Linked DNA regions of Mus musculus: all the other regions are linked to region 6. A link is a loop called in an ENCODE intact Hi-C map of the cell type or tissue named here. Cell type or tissue: left cerebral cortex. All regions are shown on one strand.

Region 1 (4,000 bases), 73 kb before region 6:
CGCTTGGGAGGCAGAGGCAGGCGGATTTCTGAGTTCAAGGCCAGCCTGGTCTACAGAGTGAGTTCCAGGACAGCCAGAGCTATACAGAGAAACCCTGTCTCGAAAAACCAAAAACCAAACAAACCTCTGACATACTCTTGATGAACAGGCAGGAATCACTGAATGCTCAGTGCAATGAAAAGAACAAAACATGTAGGCAGCTATAAGAACACTCAGTAGGGGACAGGACTCTTGGCAACCTGGTCATCAAATGAACTTGAGTTCCAGCCAGCAAGTGACCTGGCTTTAAGACATCCTGCTTAAGGGGAATTCAAGTTTCAGCCAAGCGGCTAGAACCAAGTCAACCTATTTTTCTTCTCTCCAGCTTCCCCAATGCCTTGAGTGGTGGGGTTGTAACAGGTCAGATCCAATGCAGGATCCCTTTTAAAAAGGGGTCTCAAAAGATAGGCTACTGCTAGGGAACTAAGCGTAAGTCACCTGAGAAAAGAGGAGTAGGGAGGGAGGTGCACAGGCACACGTGGCTACAATGTATCCACATATGCTGGGCTACAGGCTCAGTGCACTTAAACAGGGGGAGTGGGGCTAGCCTGATGCTTCAGGGACATCCTACTCACCGGCAAGTTTCACATCCAGAAACCTGCTCATTTCTTCCCCCAGAAGAGCAAAACAGCAACCAGGGACAGGCCCCAGTTAGCCTCCCCAGGTCCCTGAGAAACAGGCAACACAGGCAGCAAGGTCCCCCAGAGCTGGTCCCAGTCCCAGCAGACAGACACGGGGAGCTCTCTAGTCCTTAGGGAGAGAGCCAAGAAATGGCTCATCACAAAGTCCAGGGCTTCCAGCCCTTAGCGCAGACAAAGATAGGATCCCGTGGGAAAGGTTCCACTGACTCCATGCATAGGGTACAACAGACTGGGGGTGGTTTCTGTGATGCCCTCATGTGATCCAGCACCAGAACATTGTGTGACGTATATAGAAACATACACTGGAAAAATACATTATAATCTGGCGTTCAGGAAGTACTGAAACCCGCCTGCGTGTGCTACATCCCATCTACTGTAGCACAGGCTGCACGCAATGAACACCAGTCAACTCTCCCGGCAACCAGAAGGTTCCTCCTCCGCAGCCCATTTGGAATGTTAGGATCTTTGGGTCTCTGGCCTTCGGGGCCTCCCCAGAGACCTCTTCACAAGGATTGCAGAATACACTCCTTGCCTCCGCTGGCCAGAGAGTTTCTCCACAGTGGTGGTGGCAGCAGTAACGTCAGCTCAGATATAGTTGGTAGAGGGCTGCCGGGCACTGAGGCGCTGCATGTGACAGCCGTGGCAGAGCAAATGTCCATCAAGAGGGAAACAGCAGCAACCTTCCTCGTCACTCAGCTGCATGCGGCAGTCCTAGGGAAGAAGGCAACTGGTTCACTTCCACCCAGGCTCCCTACCCTGAGGCCATCCTGGGAGACTCCGGGTGACTGGACAAGTGAGTGGTAAGGCCCCAGGGAGGGTGAAGGGTGAAAGGGTGGACTTGAAGTGAAAACCCGAGAAATACTTCTTCTGGACACCAGGGGTCGCTGCAGCAGCAGAAATCATGAGACAAGCCCCATTCCAGCAGTTCAGAGGCTGGGGAAGCCAGATTCCAGATTTAAAAAGAACTAGGATTAGAAAGAAAAGCTAGAGGACAAGAGAGACTGGACATAGGTCACTGCAGTGTCCTGGTTTTCTGTATCCTAAATCCCTCCCACAGATGCCCAGTCATTCCAAGAATCCCCCTTCCAAATTCCGATTTCCCCACATCATCCCCGAACCCCAACACTTACCTCACAGTGGTAGCACTCAAAGTGATAATCACGGTCCATGGATATCACCCTCACAATGTCCTCACAGCCCTGAAACACGTAGAGTCCCATGGGGGATAAGCAGAGCATGGTGTCCCCAAATCCCCATCCCATACCACAGAAACCCTCCTGCTCCATCAAGAGGGTTTATAAAGGCCTCTTCCCGCAGTTAGATTCCACGTAGCTAACATGTAGCTTTGAGATCTTTTAAGCAACTCCTACCAGAATGCTACCCACTACCCTGGCACTGTCCATGCCTCCAGGCCTCTAGCTCCCCTCCACACACAGGGGCTCAGCCTTACTTGCTAGCTTCCTCCTGCTGAGAAGCAGGGGGGAGGGGGAGGGGCAGGGGAAGGCAAAGGCTGAGCACAAGCCAATATAAGGAAGAGGCTGTAGCTTTTCCTCTAGACATACCCTCTCCACACACAGCTCAAATAATCCCTGTCCCTTTTTTTTTTACCAGTTTAAGGACAGTTTCACCCCTTTTCAGTCCCTGTATCTGGTGACCTTGACTTCCAAAGAAAGCCTTGTTCTCTGTACGGGGGACAGAAGATATGGAGCCTGGGCCCAGCTAGTCTAGGTCCGGATGTTTAGGTCAGGGTGGTGACCCCAAGAGCAGAGTCACACGGGAATCTTTCACAGAATGCACATTCCTTCGAAGTGCCACTTCCCAAGGGCCAGGCTGCATGTCCCCATCTCCTCCCCAGAGGCGGCAGCGCTGGCCGCCCCGAGGAACTCTGGATACACTGACCTCTGAGGGGAGGATGGGTTGTCCGCAGGCTGCACATTTCGGGGCGTAATTTCTAAAAAAGAAGACAGTGATAAGTGAGGCTGAGGACTCCCTGGGCCCAGGCCCACATTTCCTCCCAGGGGTCAGACTCACTTGTGGTAGTCGGTAACACAGTACACCTGGTTGGAGAAGTCCACAGTGAAGGGGACGCCGTCCAGGCACTTGTTACATACGATGCATCGGAAGCAGCCCGGGTGATAGGACTTCCCCATGGCCTGGAGGATCTAGCTCACAGGGCGGGCGGGAGAAGGATCAGTGTCCCCACAGCCTCTCTCCAGCTACCCATCACGTTCCTTTCCACCACCAACCCCACCCCACCCCCAGTCCTCCTAGAAGAATGCTACCTAATTTGAGGGGACCAAGGAGTCTTTCTTGGAGACAGGGTCAAAAGTATCTTAAGACTGGCCTTAAAAACTCTATGGAAGCCGGGCGTGGTGGCGCACGCCTTTAATCCCAGCACTCAGAAGGCAGAGGCAGGCGGATTTCTGAGTTCAAGGCCAGCCTGGTCTACAGAGTGAGTTCCAAGACAGCCAGGGCTATACAGAGAAACCCTGTCTCGGGAAAAAAAAAAAAAAAAAAAAACCCACAAAAACAAAAACAAAACAAACAAACAAAAAAAACCTCTATGGAGCCTGGCAGCAGCAGGACAGACCTTTAGTGCTAGCACTTGGGAGGCAGAGGCAGGCTGATCTCTGTGAGTTCCAGGACAGCCAGGACTACCTGAAAACCCAAAACCAAGAAGAAAAAATAGAGAGAAAACCCAAACCTCATCACCGCATAGCTGAGGATGGCTTTGACCCCGACACCCTCTGCCGCACTACGGCTGGTTTGCGCAGGGTTGAGGATGGAGCCCAGGCTGTCTTGTGGCATTCGCTCAACTAACAGACCACCCCTCTTTTTTATTACAATTTGAGGTGGGTGCCAGAATGAATTCCTTTTGTCAGTTCTTCCCAGGTAGCTACTAGACAGCAACAGTCAAGGATCATGGATCCTGTAAACCTTAACCCAATTCCTTCTTCTTATACAGAAAAGAAAGCTGAGTTCCAGCTGTTTCCGACCAGTAGCAGAAAAGGGAGCCGATTCACGTAGCTCAGGCTGGAGGGCAGCTGTGTCCAGAATCAGGGAAGGGACAGATCACAGACGCCCTTGGAGGCTGAGACTACGGACTGGCTCTCACAGGGGATCACCGTGAGGCAGCTTTGGGGAGGACGGGTAAGAAAATGACCATCTAGCAAAAGGCTCTCTATTTGCAATGCCACTAGTTCTTGCCCTTCAGGCCGGTGGCCCCCAAAACCCAGCTGAAGGGGCGTTCCTTACCTTCTCTAGAATCAAGTGGCCGCAGACACAGCACTTCTCAGCTGCCTCCTGAAACCCTGAAAACT
Region 2 (4,000 bases), 230 kb before region 6:
ACTCTGCCTCAAAAGAAAAAAAAAACAAGCTAACATAATAATAATAATGTGTGTGTGTATGTGTGTGTGTGTGTGTGTGTGTGTGTGTGTGTGTGTATGGAAAGTTGGAGTATAGCTCAATGGTAGAGCGCTTACCTACCCCCAAGGCACAAAAATAGTGTGGAAATAAGGTTTCACTGAACTATGTTAGACAGGCCCAGAATAAACAGAAAAAGTTCTACAATTTGAAATCACAGTTTATTCTACCTTTATAATCGACTTTAACTCTGGTATACTGAGCCTTTTTTGGCAGCTTACCTGTTCTGAAACCCAACTGTGTATCCCTTCTTCTTCTACCTCTTCTTCACTCTTTGGTTATTCTACAGAAATAGTCAGAGACAGTTCATCTCTATGCTCACTCACCCTCCCAGCCCAGCCCCTTGATGTTCTTAGCTAAACCGAGATGGGATGCTGGGCTTAGGCCTCCCAAAAACTGTGCTTTGAGGATGGAGAGATGGCTCAGCAGTTGAGAGCACTTTCTGTTCTTGAGAAGACCCGAGCACCACACCCAGCACCCACATGGCAGCTCACAACTCCAGTTTCAGGAGATTTGATGCCCTCTTCTGGACTCCATAGCTACTAATACATACACGGTACATAAACACATGCAGGCAAAACACCCATACACATAAAAATGAATTTTTAAAAAAATTTTAAAGATTGCATTTCTCACAAGGCAGCCCTACATACATCTGAGATCCGTCTTGAAGACACTGCCCTTTCCTCCCAGCCTCCCCTGAAACACGTCCATGATGGTAGTGCTAACACTGCCTGAGTCCTTGTCCAGGCCAGACACCCCACTGTGCATTTCAATGCATTAGCTCGATGGAAAGTATGCAGCCAGGAAGCAGGTACCACACACTCTGCAGGGTGCCAAGTGGAGAGGAGGCAGGCAGTGAAGATCACACAGCTGTGCTGTCTCCTCAGCTTCCAGCTCTCTGGCCCGTCATTGTCTCTGGTCACCAGACCATCCCTTTAGACAGGAAGCCACCCCAGGTGGCTCCCTAATGAGTTACCTACCTAGGGCGGACTAAGATTAGATTGGAAAGCAATCTGCAGTCTTTAGGGGGACAGCCTGGGTGGAATCACTGTCACTGCCTTCCGGCTGCACCTCCCATTGTCATTTGGGGTGAAAAAGAGAAGTGACGCCCGGGCATGGTGGAGCACACCTTTAACCCCAGCACTTGGGAGGCAGAGGCTGGTGGATTTTTGAGTTCGAGACCAGCCTGGTCTACAAAGTGAGCTCCAGGGCTACACAGAGAAATCCTGTCTCGAAAAACCAAAAAAAAAAAAAACAAAAAAAAGAGAGAGAGAGAGAGAGAGAGAGAGAGAAGTGACAATGTCTACCCAGAGTACTGTGACTTCTATTGAAGACACAGAAACACACATCAAGACACCTGCCCTTTTAGGATCAAAATGCCCTTGCCGTCAGTGGAGTACAGACTCAAATGTGAATCCCTGGAAAGAATAAGGGAGAAAAGGATGTGAGGGTCCAGGAGGTTGAGCTCATGATTGATAACAAACAAACAAACAAATATACAACAAAAACCAGTGAAGTCCTTAAGGAATTGAAGGATGGATGGAACCCACACCCCAGCAAACAGCATGCCCTAGTGGTCTCTCCAGGAAGTACAACAAATGGAATCCTCTTTCCAGCTGCCAGTAAGGCCTCTGCAACCAGGCAAGACAGGCTGCCTGCCATTCATGGAAGTGCCCCCTCTTTCCTCAACCACTGCCTAGCACCAAAGGCAAGAAGACACCCCTTTTGGCTCTCACTGTAACGCTTCCACCACTCTAGAGGAACTCAGCCAGGGCAGATTTTACAGATGCTGACACACTGCTTGTCGTTTTCCCTTTCTTTTGCTGTGCTCATCGCTAAGGACATCATGGCTATTCCAGAAAAGAATACACTCATCCTAGAGCCTAAAGAAGTTCCCAGTCCAGGCCTTCCAGGGAGCAGGCAGCAGAACACCAGGCACGGAGGGCCTGGCAGAGCAGCTAGCCAGTGCTGAACTACCATGCTTCATGCTTCAACAGCACCACCAGAAATGCCCTTCCTCCGGGAACCTACACACAGCTCGGAGTCTAGACTCCTCTGCCAAGCTCAGTGAGCTACTGCGAGAACACCCTCTCTCCCCTGAGAGACCCCAAGCCTTGCCTTCCGCTCTTTAACTGGTCTGCATTGCCTCCCTTAACAACAGAAACAAAACAGATACATGCTAGTGTAGTTGGATTCCTCACCAGGCCTCCATAGCTCCATAGCCCCTCCCTCTCCAGTTCTCCATTTGTTTTTCTATATTCCACTATAGCTCAAACCGTTCCTTAAAAAAAAAAAAAAGTGAATTAAAAAAAGAAAACTGTTTACTGCTCTGACCAGAGCTTCCATTAACTACAGCTGAAGTCTCCGGACAGAGAGCTCTACCTAGACAGTGCCAGGGATAGGGGCCAAGAAATAAGGTTCTTCTTCCTCTCTCTCTTTGGCCAATTTTCAGGTACTCCATCCTCCCCCTGCGCTCCCTACACTTCCACTGCCCTTGCTTCCCCTCCTCTTACCTGTCCGGGAGACCTCTGGGCAAGTGCAGGGAGGAGGGGGCTAGCAGCACACTGGGGTGAGGGGTGGTAGTTAGAGAATGGGGGTGTGACTTCAGCAGCTGTTGACACGGAGGAGCAGAAAAGGCAGAGGGTGCCTGGGACCGAAATGGAAAACAGGAAAACACATGTGTGACTCTGGCCGGCGGTGGGGAGGGGCCAGAGGACGAGCCGGAGCTGAGACTGCCTGGTCAGACAGGGAGGTCCTCAGAGCCTGCTGCCACCCGGGCATCTCCTCTGCCGGGCTCCTCCTCCCCACCTCAGCCCAGAGCCTTCCTTGTGGCCCTAGCTTGCTGAGTAGTTAAGTGCAAAGGAAAGCGCCCTCCCGAGCCTCTCCTCCACTCTGTGTCCTAAAACTCTCCAACCTGCCTTCTGGGCTTATTTATGCCTTTGATCTCAAGATCCCGCCAGTGAAACTCAGCAGTCCTAGCTCAACAGCTTGTGCCATTTCAGCATCTAAAACAAACCAAGGAGGCCAACGAACACCAACAAAGGCCACCTGTGGGTACAGACAAGTTTGGACTCAGATATCAGCGAGCGCGAGGTCCCAGCTCAGATCTCTAATTGGCTGAGGAGTTGTCAACAACGGGTCTGAGTTACTAGGTAAAAACCAACTAGGCCTGTGCCACCCTGGGCACATTCCTAAAGTTGGCAGCTTTTCAAACCACTGTTATTTAAATATCTGTTAAATGTTTACTTTGCAGAAACAGAGAAAATGTGACCCTGGACTGAAAACGAGGAGAGGTCTGGGGAGATATTTCTGCAGGAAAAACAGCTTGCCTTCAAAACCTGACAAGCTCATCTAAGCCCCGAAACCCACAGAGGACAGAGAAAAAAAGCCACTCCCAAAAGTTGTCCTCTGGCCACACGTGGTATGCAGGGTTTACCCCTCTATTCCCTGCAGTCAGGTCTCTGTGAGCTCCTGTGAGTTTGAACCCAGACTGGCCTACATCGTGAGTTCTAGGACAGACAGGGATACATAGAGAAACTTTGTCTCAAAAAAAATTTTTTTTTCAAAGTTGTCCTCTAGTCTCTACACATGCACTGTGGATACACACACACACACACACTAATAAAAAAAGTGTTTACGGGGCTGGAGAGATGATTCGGGGGTTAAGAACACTGGCTGCTCTTTCAGAGGACTTACATTCAATTCCCAGCATCCACATGGCAGCTCACAACTGTCTGTAACTCCTGTTCCAGGAGATCTGACACCCTCACACAGACATACATGCAGGCAAAACATAAAATAAATAAAAAATAAATAAAATAAAACTTTTAAAGTTTAAACTAGACGAACCTCTTTATATTCAGAATCAAAAATATCATTTCTTGGTAGGCATATTAAACCACTGAAAATGTAGACCATACA
Region 3 (4,000 bases), 58 kb before region 6:
TCAAGCCTACCCAAATCCTGCAAGCCTCGTTGTATCAATTCTGCTTCCTAGACACCTCGGTTGCTTGCCCGCCCTTCCCCATCCCCCACCCTCACTACCCCAATGGCAGGACACAGTCAGGCTTGCTTCCCAGCCCTCTTCTATCCTGAGGTCAAGAGAGTCATACCATACACAAAAATGATCGTCTCGTCATCTCAAGCGTTTCAGTGAGGGCTGTGGTGTAGCTCATTTGGTAAAATATTTGCCCATTACACTGGAGGCCCTGGGTTTAACTTCCAGCACCACGAAAAACCAGCAGGGTGACATGAGAGGAAGAAGCACAAGGATTGGGGACTGGAGGTTATCCTTGGTTACATGATGATTTCAAGAGTGAGCCTGGGCTACAGGAAACACCCCTCCCCCACATTTCCAAACCAAATTAATTCCTCTCTGTAATTTCTTGCTGCCCCTCAGCCAACGACTGTATGTCGCTATGTGACTTATGGTCTCCTGGCTCTTTCCTTGGCGTCATGTCCTCCTCTAACCATCTACAGAAGAAGCAACCCTTGCCTGCACTCACTCTTGCCTCTGGACTTCTGTGCCTGGTCTGTTTGGCTCGTCCTCCTGGCCTTTGCCCCTCTCCTGGTTAATGCCTCCCCCTCTTCCAGGTATTACTTTAAACCTCACTGTCTCTGATAGGCCACACCCAGCTACACAAGCATGTTAGTGACCCCAGTGATCGCCCTTATCGCAGGTCATTTGCCTACGCTGTCACCATGCTTCCTGACTGTTCAATGAAACCTGATGGTCTCAGCTTACCAACTTTGTGCGCACAGCCCCTAACACAGTGCACGGCACCGGAGGAATCAGTTGATTGCTGTTTGCAGACAGGGTCTCATGTAGCCCATGCTGGCCTCAAATTTGTTGAGTGACCGAGGAAGACCTTACTCTCCTGATACTATTGCCTTTACCCTCAGGGCCCATTACTGTTTGGGTTTTTGTTTGTTTGTTTAGTTTTGGTTTGGTTTGGTTTCCCTGAGACAGGGTGTCCTCAAACTTCTGATCCTCCTGCCTCAGCCTCCCTATTGCCAGAATTACAAGCCCACCACACTCAGTCTTAATGTTTGTTGAATGACAAACTGAGTTTAGAGCTGTTTTACTTCATAATCCATTTGGAATGTTTGTGTGTGCATATACATACACCTTCCTCTGACTACAGATTGGCTGGCAGGACTAAGAGATGCCTACAAAGCTGTGTTTCTTGATCATAAGAATGGAAGAGAAGCTGTCAGTGAGGCACAGGAGTGGTTTTGTTTGTGCTGTTTGTTTCCATTGTTTGTTTTGAGACAAGGTCTCACTTTGTAGACTGGGTTGGTGTGGAATTCATAGAAACCCACCTGCTTCTATCTCCTGAGTGCTGGGATTAAAGGCATGTGCCACCATGCCTGACTGGTTTTGCTTTTGTTTTTTGAGGCAGGATTTCACTGTATAGCCCAGGCGACCCAGGAACTCACTAGATAGCTCCGGTTGTCCTTGGAGCCACAGCAGCCTTCCAGTTTCAGCTCTGAAATGCTGGAATCCTAAGCGTGTGCCACTAAGCCCAACAACAGGAAAAATGTTTAAGCTTTAATTTCCTCACGTGTAATATGGAAATAATAAACTTTTCTCATATAATCCAACAAACAATAACTATCATTTAAAAAATCCAAACAATAACTATCATATCTACATCCTAATTCCAAATAGCGGTAAGCCCATAATTCCCTGCTCAGACTAGAAAGCCCATGACTGAAACTTCCCACCAGGGGGCAGTATGACCCTGGACTGCTCTCTTCAGCCTCCGGGGCAGCACAAGACCAGCAATGTTTCTCCTGAGCTGTGGGGTACAGTGGGGTGGGGTGGGGTGGGAGAGTGGGGGGCAAACCAAATCAGAGAGGGGACATGGATCAAGGCCTCACGACATGGATCAAGGCCTCACGACATGGATCAAGGCCTCATGTTTCTTTGGCCCATCCTCCTTTGCATCCCAGGCTCCTCTGAGGCACTGTTTATACTTAGGGATAAACATTTTCTGGGCTGCCATTCACAGGGAGAAAGACCTCCCCTGCCTTCTACATAAGTTCTGCTATTCCACTTCAAGTGGAAACTATGTTAAGAAAAGCAGATTTTCTTTTACCAATCCGAGCCATCCTTTCCAGGATGTGGAGAGTGGGAGGAGCCAGTTAGCCTTGTTATAGAGTGTATTCATCCTTTTCCACCTTGATTTCAATAAACGAGTTCAAGTCAGGACAGGATGTCTTGTGGGGCTGGTCATAAGATGGGGAGACAGGTCCTTTCTCATTGCCCCCTCCTTCGTCTTCTTGGAAATTGGGGTTGTACAGCTCGGGAGGAAGGAGTTGGGCCTCCACAGAAGGCAGTCTGTCTGAGGGAGGCCCGTAGACGCGGTTGGCTTTGGTGCCGTGCTTAGAGTTAGCATCCAGGTGGTAGCAGAGCTCTGTGAGGCGCTGGGCCCTGAATCGGGGCGAGCGGGCCACCCACACACCTGGCTCATTAAGACTGTCCTCCTCGTCGGACATCAGCTCTTCTGTCACGTCCTTCCACAGGTGCTGGTCCTCGGGTCCGAAGTGCCTCATGATACTGGATCGATTGGCGAAAAGCTAAGTAAGGTAGGACCCAGGGCAGGGATTGGGAGAATTAGACCATTGGTTTGTAGAAACGGTTTATGTCGGGATAAAGGAAACGTAAACAATTCTGTGCCTGAAGGAGACCAGTGTTCAAGTCAGGTCCTGGTTGGAGTGGGCTCACCCTCCACCTGCCTGTCTAACCTCCAGTCTGCCAACCCTGTTCTCAGCTACTGTACCCTTTGGCCTGTCCCTCACATTACAGCTCATTGGGAACTAGGGTTTCAGATCTTGAAAGGAAGGCCTACCCGGTATCGGCGACTTCGAAGTTTCTTCTCCTCTTTCTCCTTTAGGCCTTTGAAAGGGTTGAGAGAATTGCGGTACTCTCGCCTCTTGGTAAGGAAGTAGGCCACACAGGCTCCTAGGGAAGGGAGACAGCAAGAAACAGAATCTTCTTGAACAAGGGTCCCCAGCCCGTACAGTGCTTGCTGAATGGACAGTTAGAACCACCGCTCAGCAGCCTGGGCTTTCCCATGAGTCATTTTTTTTGGCCCTAGGACATAGTATTCAGGGTCAAAAGGGCTGGCTTCTGGTTTGGAAAGAAGGCTTATGGTTTGAAGAGAGCCTCTTGCCTGAGGCGCTAGCCTTGGAATCACAGGTATGAGGTAACATACAGAGTTGTCATGAGCTATTTAAAATATATATATACTATATGCTCTATCTGCATGTACACCTGAATTACATAAGAGGGCATCAGATCCCAGTATAGATGGTTGTGAGCCACCATGTGGTTGCTGGGATTTGAACTCAGGACCTTTGGAAGAGCAGTCAATGCTCTTAACCACTAAGCTACCTCTCTGGCCCTCATAGTGCATTATTTTAATGCCACCTAAATCATCCCCATGCTTCCTCCCTCCCGACCAAGGACAGGGAGTAGAAGGGGCAAGCAGAAGCCAAAGCAGAGGGGGTCAGCGTCCTTACCCTTCAGCTCCTTGTCTGTGTAATTGTGGGGGCTCACCATCAGCTCCTGCTTGAGCTTTTCCAGAAGGAACTTCACTACTGAAATATTCCAAGACGACTTAATGCTGTCACGGAGGAGGGAAAAAAGAGTAAGGCTGACGACTTTTGAAGCACCAGAGGAAAGAGACACACTTAGAATGAGTTAGCTTTGTAGTAAAGTCCTTGGTACCATACAAGCATCTCCCCTGTCCCACTTCCCTCTCAGCAAAGCACCCCGTAAACTTCTTCCCCCCAAGAAACCGTACCTTTCTGACCCATTGAATCTCTTGTCATTGGTGATGTGGTTATGCACATTGTGGACCAGTTTCTAGGGGAGGGGAGAAAGAGTCAGGTCAGGAACAGACAAGCAAACATTCCTCTGGTCCCAAGGTGAAGAAGCA
Region 4 (4,000 bases), 110 kb before region 6:
CCCAGCCCCTTAAAACCTTGTTCTATAGAAAGGGGTTGCAACCAAGGCTTGATCCTGCCCCCAGTATAGCCACAGCTCCTTTTCCAGTGACCCTAGCTTCTTATTCCTTTCAAATTTAGGGCTGACTGAATACCAGAGCCCGTGAGACAATATGTTGAATCTGTTGATTTGGTTAACCTATAATTAAAAAGTGTACAGATTTAGCAATGCACAAGTGCAGCCTGCTTCCTTTTCTCCCCTCCTTTACTTTTTTTTTGATATTTTAAATGTATTCTGTGACATTTTGATATGTTTATACGGTATGTCTTGATCATATCCAACTCTCACCCTCCCCTCCCAATCTCCCTGGACCCTGAAGCATCTCCCTCCTACCTTCCTGTCTTATGTTAAAATAACCCATCCAGCCAAGCGCTTGTGGTGCACGCCTTTAGTCCCAGCACCCAGGAGACAAAGGCAATCACATCTCTCTGAGTCTCGAGGCCAGCCTGGTCTACAGAGCAAGTTCCAGGGCAGACAGAGCTATGCAGAGAAACTCTGTCTTGAAAAACAAAAACAAACCAACAACAATAAATAAATAAATAAATAAATAAATAAATAAATAAATAAATAAATAAACCCATTGAGTCCAATTAGTGCCTCCTGCATGCACATAGTTGTGGGACCATCCATTGCAGTATGGGTAATGTACCAGCCTACATCCCCAAAGAAAAGTGACTCCCTTCTCTGAGCAGCCATAGGTTGCCAGCAGCCCCTCAGCTCTTCTCCATGAAGCCCCACCCCCCACCACCCCCCACCCCCACTTCGTGCTGGAACGTCTGCTGCCTCCACCTTGTACGGGTCCTAAAGAGGAGCCACCACTGCCGTGCGTTCCTTAGTGTTAACAGCCGTGTCCTTTCCAGAGGACAGCGCTTCACAGGGCTCCTCTGACCCTCTTCTTCCCTGTACCCTGACCCTCTGGGGGATCCGGGAGCGATAAGCTGGGCTCCAGGCAGTCTCAGCACTTTGATCCTCAGGAGTCTGCGCTGACCGACCGCTGCAGCAGAAAGAGGCTTCTCTGGCCAAGGCTATAACGGCAGCACTGATGGGGGAATACTGTGCTATAATGAAATTCTCAGGTCCCTCTGGCTCTAGCGGGCTCCAAGGAGCCCGGTCTCTGTAGCCTTTGTTCCCCGGGGTTCTGAAGTACTAGAAGGAGGAGTTGTAAGGCCTTTTCCGGGACTTCCCTCAAACCCTGCAGGTCATTGTTCTTTTCCAGTCCTTCTGACACAGTACATGGGGAACAGATCTTCCCTGACCAGTTCTACTGCCCCTCCCCCAGCTGAATGTTGCCATTTGGTGCTGATGCTAGAAGGCGTTCTCTTCTGCTCTCTGTCTCCCTCTTTCTTTCCCTCCTTCCTTTCCTCACCCCTACCCTTCTTCCTCACCTCTTGCTTCCAGGTTTTCCTCTCCTTCTCTTCCTTTCTTTCTTCTTTTTATGTGAGTGCCTCTATATATATCCTGTCTTAGCCTCAAACTCATGATCCTCCTGTCTCAACCTCCCAAACGCGAGGCTTACAGCATGAGCCACCAAGACCTGGCATTCACAGCTGTTTCTGTCCTAGCTACCATACTAAAACTTCAGAGGTACTCTCAGTGGTTTCCAAGCAGACTTTAAACAGCAAAGCCTTTAGGGTGGCGTGTGGTACTGTGCAGCCATACCCGGCCCGAAATGCTCCTGATTCTTTGATAGTTGCTTAAGGTAACCAGATACATTCTAGCTAGAATGAAACCCATGTTGTCCTAACCTACTAAAAATGCCTCTCCTTGCACTCAAACTGAAAATCCAGCTGTTCTCTTGGTGCCCGAACCCCACTTTCATCGCTAAATACCCAAATAAATTGCATTTCGTGCATTTCTGCATCTCTCCCACAATGTATAAGGAAACCTTGTTTTTGTTCCTGCTGAGGTCCCTCAGAATAGGTCAAACAATGTTAGTGAGGGGAGAGCTCAGATGACAGGACCCTAGAGATTCCGCTCTCCGTCGACGATGACCAGGCTGGCCTCTAGGGGGCGATGTTTTTCTACCTTTGGAATCTGGGACTAGTGCAGGGCTGAGCTTCAAATTCAACCTTCCTTGAGAACACGGAGTTTGTCCAAGAGGCCCAGAGTTTTCTTGCCAGTGTGATTCTACTCCACTTTCTGGAAGTGATTTTCTTCTCTTATCACAATCACTTAGACTTATCAGACAGGCAGAGGGCAAGTAAAGGGAGGAGCTAGAACCACTGAAGAGTAGAGGTGAAATAGTACATGGTTTCTGAAAGGTGTGAGCAGAGGGTAGCCAGGAGCCACCACACCAAACAAACCTCAGCCGTCCGGTCCGCGTGCCTGCCGAGCCTCTTCCCACCTATTCCACCGCGGCACCACAGGCCAACTTCTGTCTCCAGTAAGGGAAAGCACGAAAGGACCAAGGGAGACATAGCAGTGCTTGCTTCCGGGGGTAGGCACTCCTTTTGTCCCTTTCCCTCTTTTTTCCTTGAAAGGTGTTTTTTTGTTTTTGGTTTGGTTTGGTTTTCTTGCAAAACTGAGTTCATGTCTGGCATGGTGGCACACGCTCTTAATCCCAGGACTTGGGCGGCAGGCAGATCTCTGTGAATCTCTATATATAGCAAGTTCTATGCCAGCTAGAGCTACATAGTGAGACCCTCTTGAAAGCCCCCCACCCTCTCTCTGTCTGTCTTTCTCTGTCTCTCTCTCTTTCACACACACACACACACACACACACACTAAAAATCAACAATATTCATATACCCAGTAATTATTTTTTTCCATAAAATAGATGAGCACATTAATTTGTAATACCAGCAAAAAGCAAAAGGAATCTCTAAAAACAAACAAACAAAAAAAGGAAAGGGCAGAGGGGCTCAGGAGAGAATAGCTGGCAGCCAAATAAAAAAGCTGCATTTGGGGCTGGAGAGAAGACTACTGGTTAAAGCATGGACACCTCTCCTAGAGGATCGGAGTTCGATGCTTAGTACCATGTCAGGCAGTTTCATCGCATGGATACCCTCTTCTGACCCCTATCAGGCACACCTGTGTTACTAGGCATATATACAAATAAAATGCTCATACATATAAGATAAAATAAGTAAATCTTTAAAAATCTTTTAAAAAGAATAAATAAAGCAAGACAATAAATTGGGCAAGATACACATGAAAAGATTCAACAAAACATTCCTTAATAGGGTGAACAGGAAGCAACCTGCACATCTGTCGTGTATCTGTTAGTGTTTGCCTTCCAAGGATGATATAGTTTTTGAGGTAATCTCACTACATAGTTCAGACTGACCATAAACGATTCTGGTTGGCGTCAAGTCAAGATCCTCCTGCCTGTGCCTCCCTAGTGCTGGGATTATAAGTGTGTTCCACTCCACCCCAGCTTCTATTTTATTTTTATTTATTTGTGTGTGTGAGTGTGTGTGAGTACATGCGTATCTGTGTGCCCATGAAAGCAAACAGAGAGGACTCCAGATCCCCCGCATCTGGAGTCACAGGGGGTTCTAAGTTTCCCAGTGCCACTGCTGGCAACCTGCATGAGCAGCAAGAGCTCGCACCCACTGAAGCACCTCTCTAGCACACCCGTTTCTTTTTAAAATTATCATCCTATTACTTCAAATACCAAAATCTAGTTTGATTCAGGATAACATCTAATTAAATAAGGAAGCTGTATGCTGTCAGAAATAGCAGGACGAACTATCCTGTGATTTCCAGATCTACTAATTACCAAGAGAAAGTATTGAAAGACCCCACCATAAGGCTTAGCAAGCTAGCTGCAGTAACGCCATTTTGCAAGGCATGAAAAAGTACCAGAGCTGAGTTCTCAAAAGTTACAAGGAAGTTCAGTTAAAGATTAACAGTTAAAAATCAAGGCTGAATAATACTAGGACAAGGGCCAAGAACCGATGGTGCCCACCTGGGCCCCGGCTCAAGGCCAAGAACCGATGGTACCCACCTGGGCCCCGGC
Region 5 (4,000 bases), 410 kb before region 6:
AGGGCCAGCTGTAAAATGGGTATCTCTAGAGTCTAGATAAATGCCCTTACTCCCTAAGGGGTTTTCTGCAGGCCAGCTCTGAAGGCAGAAAAAAAAACGGACCCTTCACGTTCCAAGGCTAGAACTGTGGAAAGTGTTCTGCAACGTTGTCCGGTGCAGCTGGAGTCACAGTTCAGTCCAGAAACAGGCAGGCTGGACAGGTGTGTGCTCTGACCACTCAGGCCACCCCCTGAGGCTTCAAGGGTTTAGTTTTGTCTCATTTTTGTTTGGGGTATACCATAAAATCCAACTCCCAAAGCTCATGTCTAATATCAAATCTAATAGTGTTTTATTACCAGGTGACATGTTGGCAAGGGACTATAGATGACCCTTCGGATAGGAGGAATACCTTGCTCACCAGTAGCTCCTCCATACCTAGTGCAGTACCTTGCACCCAACAGATACCAACAGATGACATCATGACGGTCAACACAGTCACTGGGAGGGACCTGAGCTGGAGAGGGAACGTAGTGGCGTTAACAGAGGCCAGGTGAGCCACTGTCTCGGTTTTGCAAGGAATAGAGTAGCTTGGCAAAAACTATTAGAATAATCAGAGCTTGAGTGGTGCGCCCTTGAAGAGTTCAGACTCACATTAGCTTCATGACTGTTGACTGAATCCTGCAGGACAGTTACCAGGAAACACTGGCTTCTAAAAGTCTAAAGACTCTGGTCCTACATGAGAACCAGCATCCAGGGCCAAAGGTCACTTAATGTCCATTTCAGTTTCCCCAGTGACCCACACAAACCCACTGAAACCTAGTTCCTCGAGCAACATGTGGGAAGAAGGGCTTCCGGTTTACAAAGCAGGAAGTCTATATCCAGCCCACCCCGCCCTGGACAAGATTGAAGTCTGGGTCCCCGAGGGATATTTCCCAGAGGTGAGTGTGAGAGACCTGTCAAATACTGTAACTCTTGCATGTACTGGCTACGGGTGGGGGTGGGGTGGGGTGGGGGGCAGTCTGAAGGATCGCCAGCCCTGCTTTGGGTAAAAGCCACATGGGTAACACAGCTGTCTCCTTTCATACAGACACACAAGGCATAGGATTTCCTCCAAGAATCACACAGACAGCTGCACCCTGAAATGGGTAAGCTGGTCAGATAGTGAATCAATAGCCAGAAGTAGAACAGGAAATGGAAAAAGTTTCCCACTTCCCTCCAGGTGTTTGGGTCTGAACAGCCTCCCACTTCCATGACGTCACGGCTGCTGACATGGGCAAACAGGTCCCCCTTTGAAGCTCTCCCGCAGAAGCCACATCCTCTGGAAAGAGGAGTTAAAAATACAGAGTTAGAGATAAGATCTCTCCGGGCCACGTGCCCAGAAGAGGTAGGCTGGGCCGTTACACCGCAGCCCAACCACAGGTGCAGAAAAGAAGGCCACGGAGAGCACATTGGGTGGGGCTTGCAGGTCTTGGTGGTAACACCCATTCACAGCAGCCGGCTGGGGAGGCACTGCGGCTCCACTCCCAAGAAGTCCCCCTCCCCTGACCTCTATTGCCCTCAAATTAGACAAGTCTATATACTTAGTTCAAGGGAGAAAGTCTATGTCCAGTCCAGCTTGTGCTGGACAGGTTGTGAAAGAGGCAGCTGCCTACACACACAGCTAAGGCTCGTTCCCCAACAGATACCTTCCACAAGAAGCCCCATTCGCTCTCATTTCCACTCCAGGAGGAAATTTAAGTGTCAAGAGATAACCCTAGTGGACATCTGTCTCTCAGGGTCCTAGGAAGTCGCAGAACCTGAAACCTGAAAAACTTTCGTCTTGGGAGTCCCACTCTGTTGTAGTGTCTTAAGGTAGCCACACGGGGGCAGCAGTACTCCACCAAAAGGCTTTCTCCCTCGGCGTGTTTATTCGGGATAAAGAAAATCCCTGCATCCTACGGAAAAACTCTTTCCAAAGGAAAATAAAATGACAAGTGGCTTCTGTTTCACAGGGTCCTGCCCTGTGCCAGTCACTGGACTCCAGACTTGTGTGATCCTCTCTGCCTGCAAAGAGTCTAGGGTCAGGCCTTCAGGCAGCAGGGGGCACTGCCTACCCAGGTTTAGGAGACCTAGCTACAAGAGAAACCCAGAAAGAAACTACCCTGTTGGAAGCCAGGAGATGGAATATGGGGCCCGGCAGGCCCAGGATCCATGACTTCACTCTGTAGCCTGTAAACCCGCAGCCTCAGTTCTCCTCTTTGTACCAACATTCTCTCAGGTAGTTTAGAAACGAAGGCTTTCTTCCAGCGGGATACCTGTTAAAGGGCAGACACTGTGTCAGGTTTCAGGGACTCTGACTCCATACAACTAAAGTTTAAGAAATGGCCAAAGGGGTCGCCCATAACAGGTACTCACATGCTAGGTGTCTCTAGGGAGAAAGGACTGATGGGAAAGGAGAACAAGGGTTTGGAATTCGGGGCGGTTGATCTGAACCTGGATGATGGGCACATCGGGGTAGATGCCTGTCAAAATGCATCCAGCTGGAAAGCCTGGGTTTGCTGCACCTCAGTGTGTGTAAATTAAACTCAAGATTGCCTAAAGTCAAGGCACAGACAGTCCGGGCACTGTGTGAGCATGGGAGACAGACGTAATGGCTGTAATTTTATGGCCTCTGTTAATATCTTCCTGGCAGTCCTCAGGCAGGCAGGGGTCAGGCAAAGCAGGGTCTGTAAGCTTCAGTGTCCTTCGTGGCACATTTAACTTTCCCCTGTCTCTCTCCATTTTCCATTATTCACACGGAGACCGGAATGCATGCCCACCTTCTCTCCCTGTTGTCTGAGGAGATAATGGTATGCTAATGCTTCGCGAACCGAAATCCCCAGGCAGACACAAAGCAGTGGGATGGCAGCACGAGCGAAAGGATGGACCATAATCCTGCGCGCTTGCTCGGATGCACCCATGCTGCGATAAAAGCAGCCTGCTGCGTGAGGATGCCGGCGCTCACATAGGCTTGGGGCCCGCCAGGTCCCCCGCTCAGCAGCGGTCCCCCACCTCGCCCGTGACTGTGGCCCCAGTAGCTTCTATCACGCACATCTGTTACTCCTTCCATGACTTCCAGCTTTTGCAAGGTCACAGTTTTTTCAGGACCACAGGACCCCACGGTATCCCATGGCCCCCCTGATGCTTCTCACTGTATCACCTGTGAGGAGACACATTTTTTTCCCTCCTCTCTGGCACCCCAGGGGCTTCCCTGATTGTAGGATTCCTTGAGCCAGTAGTAGCAGGATACAATCGCTCCAGGCACCTCCCCTCAAGGCAGGTTTTCTGAGAAGCATTCCTCCTCCAGCCAGTGTGTCCTACAATATCCTAGGGTGTGTTTGTCCTGGAAATGTGAGCATACCACCCTTCCAGAGTCCACAGGGCTGGGCAGTGGTGGCGCACGCCTTTAATCCCAGTACTTGGGAGGCAGAGGCAGTCTGATTTCTGAGTTCAAGGCCAGCCTAGTCTACAGAGTGAGTTCCAGGACAGCCAGGGCTACACAGAAAAACCCTGTCTCCAAAATAAATAAATAAACAGAAATAAACAAAAACAAAAAGAGAGGCCACAGGATTCCAGTTTTGAAGCCCTCCTGAAATCCACTTTGAAACCATCCAGTTCCTTCCATTCTCTGAAACATCCACATTAAATTTATCAACCAAGGAAAAATAAAGAAAACACCAGATGGAAGAAGCACAGACAGACGTAAGATGGGACTGGCAGAACTTGAGAGTGAAGTGGATCAAATAACATGGTTTAGGTTGTGGGAGCAACTGGTCTGTTTCATGGTCAGTCTGGGCAGGAAATACCCAAGGTAAACCTAAAAGACTGTGGTCAACAAAACTGCAAGACGCGATTTTTTTTTTTTTTTTTTTTTTTTGGTTTTTCGAGACAGGGTTTCTCTGTGTAGCCCTGGCTGTCCTGGAACTCACTCTGTAGACCAGACTGGCCTTGAACTCAGAAATCCACCTGCCTCTGCCTCCCAAGTGCTGGGATTAAAGGCATG
Region 6 (4,000 bases):
GACCCAGGGGCCAGAGACAGCGTGATTGAAGGCTTGGGGCCAAGAATCTGGGAGGGTCTGGCAGATGGGGAAGACCAGATGAGAAACAGACAGACCACGGAGAGAGAAGGGCAGCAAGAGAGAAAAGCAAAGACATCAGGGAAGCAGCCTGAGTGTCTGAAAGGCAGAGAGGAGTCCTGGGTACCAGGCTTGGGAACTGGTAGGGGCAGGTGAACCTTTCTCTCTCTCTCTCTCTCTCTCTCTCTCTCTCTCTCTCTCTCTCTCTCTCTCTCTCTCTCTCTCTCTCTCTCTCTCTCTCTCTCTCTCTCTGTGTGTGTGTGTATGTGTGTGTGTGTGTGAGATCAGGCCTCGGAACTTCATTCTGGTAGAGTAAGCTACTAGGAGCAGTAGAGGTAGGGAGGGGCTGCGGGAAAGGAGGTGGAGAGAGAGGACCCTTCCCATTTCTCTCCCTCCTCCTGAAGGGGCCCATGGTCAGGTAGCTGTGCCCCTCCTCCTTCCCCAGAGCAGACACACACCTGACAGGCCGTTTGCTCCCCAGAGAAAAGAAGCCAGAGGGCAGCAGGGGACCAGAGAGGTAGGCGGGACGAAGAGGAGAGAAGGAAGGAAACGGAGGAGTGGGGAAACAGGATAGCAGGAGGGAACGAGGAGAGGAGAGGAAAGGAGAGGGAGGTAATGAGAGAGAGGAAAGGAGAGCGGGAAAAGAGGAGAAAGGTAAAGGAAGAAAAAGGCAGAAGAGGTGGGAAGAGACAGGGCAAGAGGGAGAGAGAAGGGGCAGAGAGGCGGAAGGGTGAAGAAAAATCGGGAGGCAAAGGGAGAGAGGTGTGTGAGATGGGAGAGAGCAGAGCGCGGGAGAACCGAGCCGGCACGGCTCTCAGCCAGAGCGCACCGCAAGCTGCGGACCCCCCGCTGCCCCCGCGAGGATTCCCGACCCGGGCAGGCGCCCTTACCTGGCACTACCGAGGGGCCCGGGACCGCGAACAGCGCCCCGCCCGCCTCCGTCGCTGGCTCCCGGGGGCACAGCCCCAAGCCGATCCAAGCCGGCGCCGCGGCTCCGCTGCAGGTCTGAGCGGCCCCGGCGAGAACAAGGGAGCGAGACGGAGGGGGCGGGGGAAGGAGGCTCCGCCTGCCGAGGAGAGGCGGCTCGCGCGGGAGAGGAGAGCCCTGCCTCCGACCCTCCCCAGCCAGTCCCCGCCCCCGCGGCTCCCGGGCTGCTGGGCGCATACAGATGCGGGGCCCCTCCCGGGCCAGCCCGCAGCACGGCAAGGTACAGGGGTAGCACGGCTAGGCTATTATTCCCAGGGCCTGGCGGAGGAGACTCAACACGATCGGCCAGCACAGCACCTGCGGAGGCACACCGTGAGGCGGGGCGCTGGGAGAGCACTGCGGGAGACCCGGCTTCACGTTCTGGATTCGGGTGCGGCTGCGAGGCTACCGACTCAGGACCTTGTGCGGGTCACGACGGCGAGTTCAGTCAGCTAGGGTGAACTTCAGGATGGCAGGGGAAGCAGGAGTCTAGGGAGCTCGCCAGGGACAGGGGAAAGATAACGGTGGGCAGTGAGAACCTTTTTTGGGGAAGCTCTTTGCAAGATCTAAAGAGTGTGTGCACCCCCTGGTGGCAGTTGTGGGAAGCACCTTGAAGGGCGACCAAATGCCTAATTGTGCAGGGGGACCGGGAGGCCGACCCTGCCGGCTGTTGGGGTACTGCAAAAGAAACAGGCCACCCTATTTCCCAGAGTAAAAAGACATACAGCTTTGGACTGATTAGAGACAAAGTGGGGATGAAGGTTCCCGAGGAAGGCCGCTGCCCCAGAAGAACGCAGATGCCCACCGTCACAGCCATTCACCTTCCCCTTTCACCCAAACTCTTCCCAAGGAAAGGCACTCAAATGCTAGTCAAAACTAAGTCAGATTTTTATTTTTCCATAGACCACATCATTTAATAATAAAAAAAATAAAAATAAAAATTGAACAAAAGGAAAAGGTGGCTATAAAGTGGAACCAGCGGGCAAGAGACTGCAGGCCAGAGAACAGGGGACTGCAGGGGCCTGGGACTCAGGAGAGGCTGATTCAGCTCATAGGTGACCCAGTCCTGGCCCCAGCTGTCCCCAAAAGGCTGAGTACCAAGGGAGGCGGAACGCAGGATGGAGGGAAAATGAGCGTGGGACACTGGTTATTCCCACGTACGGCCACATCTTCCCTTCATAGCCTAGCTCTTCCCTCTCAGACTTAACAGGAAGAAAGGAGAGGGCCAAGTTCCAAGAGTTAGGTTGGGGAACAGGGAGATTGCCACTGCTCCATTTGATATGAGGGGACGTGTGGCAGTTATAGTTCAGCACTGAGCAATGGTGTGAGACCCTTGGTTCCAGGGTGGTGGTGACTGTACCTATCCCTCTGTGGCCTTTGACCTCCCAGGACCAAGTGGCAGGTACCTGCAGCTCTCTAGTGTTTTCTTGGCTAGCGGCGCCCACCCCGGTCCCGTACAGGTGTGCTTCGACTCCGGCTTCTGCTGTGGCGCTTGGTGTCTCTGCGATCCCTCTCCCTGCCTCGGTCTCGGTCTCGCTCCCTCTCCCGCTCTCGGTCACCCCTGTCCCGCTCTCTCTCCCTGTCCCTCTCTCTCTCCCTGCTGTGCTCCCTCCTCTTCTCCCGTTCTAGCTGCCGGTTCCGTTCCCGCTCAGCTTCCTTCTCCCGTTCCTTTTGTTCTTCTTCTTCTCGTTCTTTTCGCCGCTTCTCCCGCTCCTTGGCCCGTTCAGCTTGCTCTGCCTCCTTCTGAACAATCTGTGGTCAGACAGGAAGGACAGAGGCAGAGAAGTGTGTCACAGTCCTGTCTGAACTGATCCCAGGCTGTGCTTCTGGGGTCACTGTCAGTTTCTATTAACAGGAAAAGGGCAGACATGCAGGATGAGGTGCACCACCAACATCCTTAATGCATGGTAGGGCTGCTGGCACCAGTCTCTGATATGTCTCTAGCTTTCATCATGCTACACACACACAAAGCTGAGTAGCATTAAGCCTGAATTTCTCCCAGAAAGCCCTTGCCACAAAAGCCAGACAACTTAGTTCAGCCCTGGAGTCCATGGAGAGGTGGAAGCAGAACCACACCCACAGACCTGACCTCCACATGAGCAACATGGCAAGCGCATCCTTTCCTGTCCCCAACATACACACCAACACCACACGCAAGATTCTCATAGAAATGCCAACGTACAAGACGTTTATAACAAAGCTTTATAAGACACGCATTGCTTGGCTAACGAATCAAGCTCCAAGAAGCTTGGCTAACAGTTTCTCAAACCCACAAGCTCTAGTTCCTGCCTGGCGGCCACTTTCACCCTCTCCACAGCTCCCTCCTCTCTTCCTCTCCTAAGCCAATGCCAGGGCCTACACTGTGGGTCATGCTCATCTCCTGGGTGCAAAGACAGCTCCAGCTGCTGACAATGGGAGAGTACTCACTTGGCTCTCAGTCAGAGGGAGCCAATAGATGCAGGGAGCTGCCTTAGTCTTACGGAAGAGGTCATCCAGCAGCTTGGCAGGTGGCTCCTCCTGGGCTTTTTCTGAGGCGGGAGGAAGAGAACCAGATCTGAAACATAAAATCCTGACCCAACCCACCTGGGTCCCTGACCCTCCAGCCCAGAGACAGGCACATCCTGCCTTCCTCCCAGCTAAGTACCTTTCTTTTCACTCTTCTTTTCTTTAGATTTTGCTCGCTCTTTCCGGCGGCGGTCACGGGACCGTGATCGGGAGCGGGGTCCCTCTCGAACTTTGTCCCGATCCCATTCTCTCTCAGACCGAGTCCTCTCCCGGCGCTCCATTTCCCGTTCCCGTTCTGCCCATTGCTCTCGAACAGCCCTTTCCTGCTCCCGCTGCTCAGCCCGGGGGTGGGGCGGTGGCTGGACTGGGGGTGGGGGTGGGGGATGCAGGGGCCTTGGTGCTCCCTGTTCCTCTGCCTTAGTTTCAGATGGCCGATCTACCAAGAGTCCCCGGTGATAGTCCAGCTGTGGGC
Region 7 (4,000 bases), 580 kb before region 6:
GCAAGCTATGCCCCCAGCAACAGGACTGTTAAAGGACTAGGCTTCCGGCTGCGTTTTACTTCAGTCCCCAGTTCCATGTGGCTTGCTAAGAAGGAAACTAGGCACCAAGGCAAAGGTGGGGAGGGGGGAATAAATCTAAGCTGTTCTGAGTTGAGGCAAAGACTGCACAAGAGTGAAAGAAAAAGGCAAGGTACTGAAAGGCATGAGCTAATGTCCAACCTTGTCTGAACAAGTCATTTTCCCACACATGCATTCTGAAGACTAAAGGAACAGTATTACATACACTCTTTTGAGCTCTTTCTGACCAACATTTTTCTGTTAAAGGTTATGTTCCTGGGGAGCTGGTATCAAAGCTTCTTGCTGCTTGTCAGTAAATTTAAGAGGCCAAATCTGTGTAAATTTAAATTACATAAAATCTCTCCCTCGACTGCCTGGTCTCAGAATAGCCCCCCTTTCACTGGGCATTATCGCCGGGGAATATAAACGCCTTTATCATAGGAGCCCAGGCTTTTGAAATTTTGGCATAATCGAATTTCCTCCTCCCAAGGCATATTAAACAACATTGCAGGATAGAGTCTAATTTGCTTTTAAGAGAGAGGTTCTTCTCTTTGCTTATTTGAAGACTATTTCTATATAACAAATGAAGTGTTCTCTGTGACCACCCCCCTGCCAGATGGCAGTGCCTGGGAGCCACAGTCACCCTAAGGACAAAGATTGATGGGATTGTGAGGGGAAACCAGCAGGACACTCTGTGCATCAGGGAGGAAGTGGGTACCAGATGAGCAGACACCTACAAGCATCAAAAGGTGGACATATACTTAACTAATGAAGTACTGGAAGATGGGGGCAAGCACGGCAGTGAATTGGCCTTCTCTGTCAGCTGGTGGGGAAACCTGGGAACCTGGTTGTTGTTGTTGTTGTTGTTGTTGTTGTTGTTGTTGTTGTTGTTGTGACTGTAGTGTCAGTGCTGGGACAGTATGGATTTTTGAATGAATGATGAATGAACATGTCAATCAATGCATGAATAATAATAGCGAGAAGGGGAGGAATCTGTTGTAGATCAATGTATTTGGGCTCTGGAGTATCCCGCCCCCACCCCCGCCCCCATCCTCATCCCCACCCCCCACCCCCCCACCCCCCACCCCCGTGTCACTCATTATCTTTCTTCCCTGGGGAAGATAACTGACAGCTAGAGAACAGGCTGGAGGTTATTGGGACTTTAAGAGCCCACACATTTTAGAGAACATTTTACCATCTTGATTCCCTGGGCAGTTTGACTTGTCTACTCCTGTGACCCAGTCTTTAGTGAGACCCAATTTTCTGTGTAGATGTTTTTTTTTCCATTTGGAGAATTGATGCCACCTTGACTGCCATCCTTCTTTCTCTCTCCCTGCTCTAACAATAATATCCTTGAGGACTCAGACTGTGTCATTCGCTAGCTTTCGTGTCTCGTTTGCTGAATATTGAAATGTCGAGTACATATGAAAGGATGAATCAATTAATGAAATTAATGAGCACATGTCAAGGCTTATGGAAAAAGACATTAACTGCTTGGTTTAAGGACCAAAAAGGAAAAGAAGCAGCATCATTCTTTGCGTCTAGGTCCCCAGCCCAGGAGTAGCTTCCATCCTTCTCTGTTATGAGCACACAGTGGTGCACAAGCACCTGCACCCTATGCATAAACCCACAGCTGCTGTGTGCCCTGCCCTGCCCGGGTGCTGCTTGCCATGCTCAGGAGCTGCAATAAGTTCAGCTCTTCGTGTCGCTTTATGCCTTCTTCCTAGGGGAGGTTTTCTAGCTACCCTGAACCTCAAGCCGATGGATCAAGGCTGAGGACACACTCTGATGCCGACACAGACAATGGAGCAGACAAGGTCAGCCTCAGGAAATGTGGTACTTGGAGCACCATTAGCCTTGGACTAACTTGAGCCTCCAGGGATTCTCTATGGAAGTAAGTGGATGGACTGCAGGAAAGATACATGGGGTTCCCGTTCTGTTCTAAGCCTTTTTCTCCCCAACCTCTAAGGGGTTTCTCAATATATAAGGAATTTAGCACGAAGTGGAGGGGATTCAGGGTCCCGGCCAAAGAATTTGCCTTGAGGCTCACAAGATCTTCCAAGTATGTATGCTAAGTTTTTATAATTAACATTTAAAATCAGTTCGGTGAGGGAATCTATTGGGGGGCTCTCCGGCTCCGGGAGGCAGTTCCAAGGTGGCCCAGGTGGGCATCAGTTGATAACAAGAGATCTGAGGAGGCCATGGTTATCATTTTGTTCTACTTCATTGTTCTTAATATCCTATGCCTGTTTCTCCAAAGCTGAGACTGCCTCTGATTCTGATCTTGCCATGAAGAAGAGTCAGGGGACCACTAGATGGCAGCAGATGGTAAGAAATGTAAAGTACGGGCAGGCTCCTGGAGAGCCCGGGCTTGAAGCCCTCCATTTTGCTTTGCATCTTTAATGAGATATGTGAGGAAAATGAGTCCCTTACATGCCAGTTACAGATGCCACAGCATATGGAGAGATGCTGCAAAACAATCTTTCTCTGTTTATTAAACAGGAGGCAGCTACCCAGTCACTCACTGCATCCTGCTGCAGTTGTCCTTTAAGTTGGTGGCTACTATTGTTGACAAGGTAATAACAAGAGAAAGGGGGTGACAGAGTGACAGAGAGGTGTGGACTTGGAGATTACAAGGCATCTCCAAATAGAGGTACAGGGCAAATTACTAGCAAAAGGTGAGAGACCCTGTGTAGCTTTCTGCTGTCACGTTCCTCCCCTGGGGTGTCTGCTGCTCTCTCATCTCCTTGGCAGACCTTGGGGGTTCATTTATCTAGAACCCCTATTACCACTAGACAAGCTCAGTGGTCTGACCTTTCACCACAATCCCCAAATGGGAAAAGGAGCTCTGGGCATTTTAAAGAGCAAACTGTGCTTGCTTCTGTAGCAGACGGAAAAGATATCGCATGACCAGAATGCATTAGGATGCACCTACATATGGGGACTTGCTTTCTAAGCTGTCCAAAACTAAAGTAGGGGTCCACTCCTGCTGGCAGCAGAAACAACACAGCCTGGAAGACACAGCTGTGTGGTGTGTCCCAGGTCTGAAGCCAGACAACTTGGCTGCTTCTTTTCTGTATTTCTATAATTCTTTTTTCTTTCCTTCTCTCTTTCTTTCTTCCTTTCTTTCTTTCCTTCTTTCTTTTTTTCACCATTTACCCAGTACAACAATACCCTATTGAGTTCTTCTAAGCCAGGGTATTTAAAAGCCTTGGGTGGTTTCTGAGAACAGGGTACAAATCTAGGCACCCCTCTTTGGCCTGTTGAGAAACTGGACTGTCCTCCACTAACCACAAAACCCATGGTTACCAGGACTTCTCGGAGTCATTCATTAAAACAGTGATATTGAGGTAAATAATTCAGTCACTTTCCACACAGAGGAACTCGGGCATGGAACTAAGAAACAGCCTCATCTCTCCTGGTCTTCATCCCTTTCCTCTCTTTAGCCCTCCATGGACACCAAGGTGACCTGCCACTGCTTTCCAGTCCCTTGAGAGTGACTCCAGATGCCAAAAACTCTGCCTGTCTGAGTGACCTTAAACAGCCTGTATCCTGTTCATGCCTCATCTGTGATGTGTAACTTGAGGTCCTGGGATTAGATGATGACTGAGTCCTCTTCCAGCTCCTACCATCTTGCAGCTTTGCCTTCCCAAGCTTCTGTCAGCCCTCAAAGGATGGCACACAGAATACAGTTTCCAACAATAGGCCAACTCAGCAGGACCTGGCAACACTTGTTTTCCAGTAGAGAAGAATTGTGGCTGTGGTTGGACTCTTGTTGACATTCTTTGTCCTCTGAAGGAAACAAACCCGGAGGCTTCAGATGTCATTGACACCAACAACAGGGCCTGGGGTGGTCACACCCTTGTGGAAGAAACCTGCCGAGCTGTTCCTGTGGGCTCTGAAGTTGCCTAGTCCAAGACTGAGGATGTTTTAATAACTATTT

What was found. A loop is a pair of places that touch in the nucleus more often than their neighbours do. Peaks named below come from ENCODE experiments on the same cell type or tissue, not always from the same donor. Only the 100,000 strongest peaks of a DNase experiment are listed, where the experiment ranks them.
Region 1: it touches region 6 in a loop (5-fold over the local background); 24 of 42 quality-filtered maps call a loop at or near these places.
Region 2: a loop joins it to region 6, with 2.4 times the contacts of the local background. A loop is called at or near these places in 2 of 42 quality-filtered maps.
Region 3: a loop joins it to region 6, with 4 times the contacts of the local background. A loop is called at or near these places in 16 of 42 quality-filtered maps.
Region 4: it touches region 6 in a loop (4-fold over the local background); 11 of 42 quality-filtered maps call a loop at or near these places.
Region 5: a loop joins it to region 6, with 7 times the contacts of the local background. A loop is called at or near these places in 20 of 42 quality-filtered maps.
Region 7: a loop joins it to region 6, with 10 times the contacts of the local background. A loop is called at or near these places in 14 of 42 quality-filtered maps.

Annotation. Positions count from the first base shown.
Region 1 is chr14:54,567,666-54,571,665 of GRCm38, forward strand. Ajuba (ajuba LIM protein) reads right to left here. Exons shown (of 8, transcript NM_010590.5): 4 at 3,936-3,998; 5 at 2,712-2,842; 6 at 2,580-2,631; 7 at 1,811-1,879; 8 at 1-1,391. The coding sequence ends at 1,266. Among named protein-coding and RNA genes, the nearest start is that of Ajuba, 8.0 kb to the right of the region's middle. In left cerebral cortex, a CTCF peak has its summit at 1,550 (motif pointing right); DNase peaks (open chromatin) are centred at 925 and 1,564.
Region 2 is chr14:54,411,288-54,415,287 of GRCm38, forward strand. It overlaps a transcript of Slc7a7 not described here. Among named protein-coding and RNA genes, the nearest start is that of Slc7a7, 3.1 kb to the left of the region's middle. In left cerebral cortex, a CTCF peak has its summit at 1,651; DNase peaks (open chromatin) are centred at 1,656 and 2,804.
Region 3 is chr14:54,582,071-54,586,070 of GRCm38, forward strand. 4931414P19Rik (RIKEN cDNA 4931414P19 gene) reads right to left here. Exons shown (of 7, transcript NM_028890.2): 4 at 3,866-3,927; 5 at 3,582-3,685; 6 at 2,909-3,021; 7 at 1,593-2,636. The coding sequence ends at 2,211. Among named protein-coding and RNA genes, the nearest start is that of Ajuba, 6.4 kb to the left of the region's middle. In left cerebral cortex, a CTCF peak has its summit at 1,767 (motif pointing right); a DNase peak (open chromatin) is centred at 1,784.
Region 4 is chr14:54,526,593-54,530,592 of GRCm38, forward strand. No RefSeq gene overlaps it. Among named protein-coding and RNA genes, the nearest start is that of n-TRacg6, 11 kb to the left of the region's middle. In left cerebral cortex, CTCF peaks have their summits at 1,343 and 2,047 (motif pointing right); DNase peaks (open chromatin) are centred at 1,073, 1,276, 1,644 and 2,047; H3K4me3 peaks cover 551 bases; H3K27ac peaks cover 383 bases.
Region 5 is chr14:54,226,251-54,230,250 of GRCm38, forward strand. No RefSeq gene overlaps it. Among named protein-coding and RNA genes, the nearest start is that of Dad1, 26 kb to the right of the region's middle. In left cerebral cortex, CTCF peaks have their summits at 1,847 (motif pointing right) and 2,047 (motif pointing right); DNase peaks (open chromatin) are centred at 1,255, 1,922, 2,017, 2,594 and 2 more places; H3K4me3 peaks cover 1,159 bases; H3K27ac peaks cover 413 bases.
Region 6 is chr14:54,640,274-54,644,273 of GRCm38, forward strand. Cdh24 (cadherin-like 24) reads right to left here and starts at 1,091. Exons shown (of 12, transcript NM_199470.2): 1 at 948-1,091. Acin1 (apoptotic chromatin condensation inducer 1) reads right to left here. Exons shown (of 19, transcript NM_023190.3): 17 at 3,668-3,992; 18 at 3,451-3,551; 19 at 1,888-2,775. The coding sequence ends at 2,455. Mir6948 (microRNA 6948) reads right to left here and starts at 2,837; the gene lies at 2,776-2,837. In left cerebral cortex, a CTCF peak has its summit at 1,633 (motif pointing left); DNase peaks (open chromatin) are centred at 583, 1,218, 1,554, 2,223 and 1 more place; H3K4me3 peaks cover 1,302 bases; H3K27ac peaks cover 850 bases.
Region 7 is chr14:54,057,599-54,061,598 of GRCm38, forward strand. It overlaps Tcra and Tcrd. Among named protein-coding and RNA genes, the nearest start is that of Gm30392, 64 kb to the left of the region's middle. In left cerebral cortex, a CTCF peak has its summit at 2,368 (motif pointing right); a DNase peak (open chromatin) is centred at 2,381.